2 separate regions of the Homo sapiens genome follow, and region 1 is linked to region 2. A link is an interaction called in ENCODE POLR2A ChIA-PET data of the cell type or tissue named here. Cell type or tissue: K562. All regions are shown on one strand. Each heading gives the region's core, and the rest is flanking DNA. Links, peaks and the distances in the headings are about the cores only.

Region 1 (2,859 bases), core at 360-2,859, 100 kb after region 2:
CACCACACCCAGCTAATTTTTTTGTATTTTTAGTAGAGATGGGGTTTTACACCATGTTGGTCAGGCTGGTCTCAACCTCCTGACCTCAAGTGATCCGCCCACCTCAGCCTCCCAAAGTGCTGGGATTACAGATGTGAGCCACGACGCCTGGCCTATTTAGTTTCAAAAGTAAAAAAATCTTTTTTTAAAAAGCAGGGGATGGCCAGACATGGTAGCTCAAGCCTGTAATCCCAGCACTTTGGGAGGCTGAGGAGGGCGGATCACGAGGTCAGGAGATCGAGACCAACCTGGTTAACACAGGGAAACCCCATCTCTACTAAAAATACAAAAAAATTAGCCAGGCGTGGTGGCGGCGCCTGTAGTCCCAATTACTCAGGAGGCTGAGGCAGGAGAATTGCTTGCACCCAGGAGGTGGAGGTTGCAGTGAGCCGAGATCGCGCCATTGCATTCCACATTCCAGCCTCGGCAACAAGAGTGAAACTCCATCCAAAAAAAAAAAGGCAGGAGATGGCCGGGTGTGGTGGCTCATGCCTGTAATCCCAGCACTTTGGGAGGCCAAGGCAGGTGGATCATCTGAGGTCAGGAGTTCGAGACCATCCAGGCCAACATGGTGAAACCCCATCTCTACTAAAAATTAGCCAGGCATGGTGGTGCACACCTGTAATCCCAGCTACTTGGGAGGCTGAGACAAGACAATTGTTTGAACCCGGGAGGTAGAGGTTGCAGTCAGCTGAGGTCGCATCACTGCACTCCAGCCTGGGCCAAAGAGTGAGACTCCACCTCAAAAAAACAAAACAAAAAAGCAGGGAACATGGGGACACAGGTTGATAGAGTGGCCATGTGGGTCCATCTTCCTCAGGGCCCGCCGCCTCCCCTTGCTGGGGCAGGCCGACGAGACTCCACCTCCCCGCCCACCTCTGCGCCCATCCAGCTAGAGCTCGTCATGGTCGTCTTCGGTGGGTGCTTCAGGCGGTGGCTCCGGGCAGGCGGCTGGCGTCATCAGCTCCATGAGGTACTCGCAGCGACTGGGCTCTGTGGTGCTGGTCACCATGGTCTCTTTCCCGCACAGGAGGCGCACCTGGGGATGGGCAGACGGGTGCTCGAGAGGGTTCGGCTGGGCCAGGCCTGGGTCTCCCCGCCCCAGCTCCCCTGCCTTGCAGGCACTCACGGTGGTGGAGCGGTTGGGGCCCTGCCAGCAGCCCGTGCCTTGCTCATACTTCATGGCACTGAACTTGTCGTGGTCGGGGCCAATCCATGAGCCCCAGGTGCTGTGAGAGACACAGGGTGCTGAGGGCTGGGCCGGTGTCGGGGCACCAGGAGGAGGCAGAGGGAAGGGGCCAGCCCAAGCCACTCACCCAAGGCTGGTGGGAGAGCCCCCGAGTTTGGGTTTCTGCGAGACAAGCTTGAAGGGGCAGAGGCGGTAGACGTATCTGTGGAGGACCGGGACATATGGGTTGGGGAACGCAGGGATTCCAGCCTCCTCCCACAGCCACCCCCCACCGCCTCCTCCAGTCCCCACACACAGGGTACCTCCAACTCCAATGACCAACCCTAAACCTGGCCCCTGGCTTCTGCTCCCCCTCAATATGGAAGGCAGCACTCTCGGGCCCCACCCGCAGATGGTTCCCCAACCATCAGGAAACTGCCGGTGCCACTTCCGGGGCCACCCGCCTCCCACCCTGCCAGTGGGGGCCCCTGCATTCCTGGGACGCACTCGTTGGTGGTGAGCTCGTAGCACTGGCTGTACAGGTAAGCAAACTCCCCGTTGGGGCCAAAGTCAAAAGAAATCTCTTGCTCCAGGTTCCTGGAAGGGGAGGCGGAGCGGTTAAGGGGCAGCTGGGGACGCCAGTGCCTGACCCAGGACGACAGACACAGGAGGGTCTGGCTGAGCAATGGTGCCCAGGCTGTCCTCCCTGCCACCTCCCAGGGACCCTCCCTGCAGGGACCAGGCCCAGCCTGTGGTTGCCTCAGTGATTCCCCATCACCAGCTCCCCTGGGAGTCAAGGAGCAGTCGCTGTGGGACAGGTGTCCCCGCTCCTCAGCCCCCGCTACCTGATGGACTCCTCCATGTCCTTCAGCGACCGCTCGGCCTCCTCGAACTTGTTGCGGGCCTCCTGGGCAGCTGGGAGAGGGGTTGGAGGTCAGAGATGTCCTCAACCCCATCCAGGAGGATGGGGAACGGGGTTCCATGGATGTGGCTGTGTGCTCCCATACCCTCATTTTGCTCTGGCCAAGGACTTCACCCCGACAGCCTTGAGGGCCTCACCAGCTATAGAGCAGCCCCGACTTGCTGCCCAGGCTCCCAGCTCCTGAGCGAGTGGGGCCAGGAGTGACACAAACAAGCTGCGGCCCTTGGGGAGGCAGAAGGGCCCCTTGGGGCTGGCGAGGGTGGGACTGGCTTACCCTAGGCCCCCTTCCTGGACTCCCCAAGATACTGGGGCTTGTGCTGGCCGAGTCAGAGCAGGGTCTAAGCTCAGGATCTTCCCTCGACCTGTGCCACCACGGCAGGAAACGCTGGGCCCACCCGAGGAGCCTGGCCCCCGCCCACCCTCACCATCGATGAAGGCCTGCGTCTGCTCGTCGTAGGGCGGCATTTTGTCTTCCTCAGCAGGGCTGGCCGGCTGCGGGGGTGACAGTGGCGGTGGGGCCTCCTGGGGCAGGGGCAGGGTCAGTGAGTAGCCCTTCCCCCACCCTCTCTGTCTCCACTTCTCCCCCAAACACGGACCTTGGGCTGCTCCCCCTGCACCTCGGAATCCTCCTCCTCCTCCTCTTCTTCAGCCTCTTCTTCCTCCTCCTCCTCCTCCTCCTCCTCCTCCTCTGTGGGCGACGAGGGCACTGGCGGCTGCTCCTCCTTGGGCT
Region 2 (2,895 bases), core at 301-2,800:
TGGTCAGGCTGGTCTCGAACTCCTGACCTCGTGATCCGCCCGCCTCAGCCTCCCAAAGTCCTGGGATTACAAGTGTGAGCCACCACACCTGGCCTTTTTTTTTTCTTTTTTTTTTTTTATGCAGGGTTTCATCCTGTTGCCTAGGCTGGAGTGCAGTGCCTGGATCATAACTCTGGATCATCACTGAAACCTGAAACTCCTGGGCTCAAGCGATCCTCCCATCTCAGCCTCCCAAGTAGCTGGGACTACAGGCCTGCACCACCATGCCTGGCTAATTTTTAATTTTTTTTTTTTAGAGATGAGGCCTCACTATGTTGCCCAGGCTGGTATCCAGGTCCTGGCATCAAGTAATCCTCTCACCTTAGCTTCCCAAAGTGCTGGCTGGGATCACAGGTGTGAGCCACCATGCCTGGCCTTGTCTCTGTTTTATAGACGAGGAAACTGTGGCACAAAGAGCTTAAATAACCTGCCCAGGTCACGCAGTAAGTGAGAGAGATGGGGTTAGAGCCTCGTCTCACCCCTTCCATCCAGAGTGGGACAGGGAATTGTCCTCCTGCATCAGGACTGAGGGCCTCGTCCCTCAAGGGCAGAGGCCCCGGGACCACGGTGCAAGTCCCAGACCCTCTTTCCGGCCTGCTTTCTAGAGCATTGAGCTGGGGCGCTGCGTGGTTTCCTCAAACCACTGACATCTGCCACTCCCCACAGGCTCATCCACCTGCAGACATGGGGCGCAGAAAGTCAAAACGAAAGCCGCCTCCCAAGAAGAAGATGACAGGCACCCTCGAGACCCAGTTCACCTGCCCCTTCTGCAACCACGAGAAATCCTGTGATGTGAAAATGTGAGTGGGGAACAGGGCAAGGGATCCAGCCTCCCCACTGCCTCTTCCCCGCTGTTCTCCATCCTGCCCCTTGCCTCCCTTGGTGAAGGCGTCATCACCCACAGGCCCAGGACGCATTGCTCACCAGTCCCTTCTCTTGGTCTGTTTCAGGGACCGTGCCCGCAACACCGGAGTCATCTCTTGTACCGTGTGCCTAGAGGAATTCCAGACGCCCATAACGTGTATCCTTGGAAACCTGGGCTTTTTCCAGAGGGTGGGGAGGGGGCTGGAGTCCGGACCCTGCTCATCTGGCCCACTGTGTGCCCTGGTGCAGGGCCAAAGCCGTCCAGAGGAACAGGTGCCACCTAGTGATTTCTGTGGGGTGAGAAGATGCAGGGCAGGGTTCCAATGCCAATGATCGCCCTTGACCTAAGTGGCCCAGATCTGTCAGAACCCGTGGATGTGTACAGTGATTGGATAGACGCCTGCGAGGCGGCCAATCAGTAGCGACACAGAGGACCCGCCCCCTGAGCAGCCCCGCGTACTGTGGATCCAGCTGTTCGGTTCTGGTCCAGAGACATTCCAGGGGTCCAGGGTGTGGGTCCTGGGCTGTCACAGCCGTGTGTGTGTGTGTGTGTGTGTGTGTGTGTGTGTGTGTGTGTGTGTGTGTAGTGGGTGTGCGTGTGGGTGTGGGTGTGAGTGAGTGTGGGTGTGTGTGGCTGCACGTGTCACTGGGGTGGCCGTGAGTGTGTGCTCACAGGTACGCGGTGGTGTCGGGTTCCTGGGCCTGAGGGGCCTGAACTGATCTCACTTGGCTCCGAAAGCCTTTGCTGTGTTCCCTGCAGCCCCTGGCCCCCCAGCCTTGGGGCTCTGGCTCCCCCCGGCGGAATTGGGGGACTGTTTCCTGACATCCTGGACAAGGGAAGCCCACTAGAGGCTGGAACAGGACCTCTCCAGCCTCCTCACCAGCACCGTGCCCATCTCAACTGGACTTCCCGCTCTCCTTCTCCACCTTCTAGTGCCCGTGGCCGGGGATTCAAAGCCGCCGTTCCCCAGGTCCCTGGGCTGGGCCCTGACAGGGAGCCGCCCCCCTCCCCATGGTAACCAGGAAGCCCGTTTCATGTTCAGTTGCTTTTGTAGAGGAAGCAAGGGCTGGGATGGGGACAGCTGTCAATCACAAGCCCTTAAATAAAGCAGCCAGCGCACATCCCTTGCTGTCCGTGATGTCTTGGGTTCTGCGTCTGCCTGGTCACCAGAAGAAGGAGAGGGGACCTGAGGCTCTGACGTTCGGGAGGTGGCCTGGTGGCCCATGTGACCAGCCCTTCAAACCACCCAGCGTTTTATTCAGTCAGTAAGCATTCAGGGTGGTGGAGCAGGCAGACATCTGGCCAGGTGTTTACAGCAGTCACAATAGGAAATGGGGGAGGTGAGACAGAACAGGTGGTCAGAGGAGGCTTCTGGGAGGGGCAGGCTGAGACAGTGACACCGTAGGGCCACCTCTAGCCAGACGCTGACCTCTGGCCTTCCTGCGTCGCCCCAGTGTCCTGACAGCCACTTTGTGGGGCAGGTGCCAAGCTAACCCCAAGTTCAAAGATGAGGAAACAGAGGCTAGAGGTGAAGGAGGTCACTGGCCCAAGACCCTACAGCCAGAAAGTGGCACAGGGGGGATTTGAACCCAGGAAACGAGGCTCCACAGCTTACAGTCTGACTTCTTGTGAGCCCAGAGTCCAGGCTGAGGGAACAGCTTACAGGCCGTTCTGGAGGTAGTGAGTGGAAGAGGGACACGGGAGGGAAACATGAAAGGGGCCTTTATTCAAGGGTGGTGAGGACTCTCAGAAGGCTGGTGTTGGGGCGGGATGTGTGTGGCCGATGGGGAGCACCTGAGGGCTGATGTCCCCTTAGCTGGTCGCACCGGTGACAAGGACCACAACACCCAGCAACCTGGGGCAGTGCCAGACCCTCCACCTGGCCTCATGAGCCCGGGTGGCAGGTGACCTGTGCTTCAGAGTCCTCGTTGCTACAGTGCAGGGGATGAAAGCACCTTCTTCCCGGAGCCATGCTGAGGATGGAAGTGCCA

Evidence for each region. ChIA-PET counts read pairs that join two places held together with the same protein. Peaks named below come from ENCODE experiments on the same cell type or tissue, not always from the same donor. Only the 100,000 strongest peaks of a DNase experiment are listed, where the experiment ranks them.
Region 1: POLR2A ChIA-PET joins it to region 2 with 5 read pairs; 7 of 35 experiments call an interaction of 5 or more read pairs at or near these places.

Annotation. Positions count from the first base shown.
Region 1 is chr19:11,447,485-11,450,343 of GRCh38, reverse strand. It overlaps PRKCSH (PRKCSH beta subunit of glucosidase II), which reads right to left. Exons shown (of 18, transcript NM_001289104.2): 11 at 2,726-2,859; 12 at 2,555-2,651; 13 at 2,053-2,122; 14 at 1,715-1,804; 15 at 1,356-1,430; 16 at 1,169-1,268; 17 at 916-1,078. The coding sequence ends at 932. Among named protein-coding and RNA genes, the nearest start is that of PRKCSH, 13 kb to the right of the region's middle. In K562, for the core only: no CTCF peak of the experiment used is centred there; no DNase peak of the experiment used is centred there.
Region 2 is chr19:11,552,176-11,555,070 of GRCh38, reverse strand. ELOF1 (elongation factor 1) reads left to right here. Exons shown (of 4, transcript NM_032377.4): 2 at 706-839; 3 at 990-1,060; 4 at 1,261-2,025. The coding sequence starts at 724. The coding sequence ends at 1,325. Among named protein-coding and RNA genes, the nearest start is that of ELOF1, 5.6 kb to the left of the region's middle. RefSeq lists enhancers at 446-645, 2,304-2,423, 2,843-2,895, 2,507-2,895. In K562, for the core only: no CTCF peak of the experiment used is centred there; a DNase peak (open chromatin) is centred at 1,303.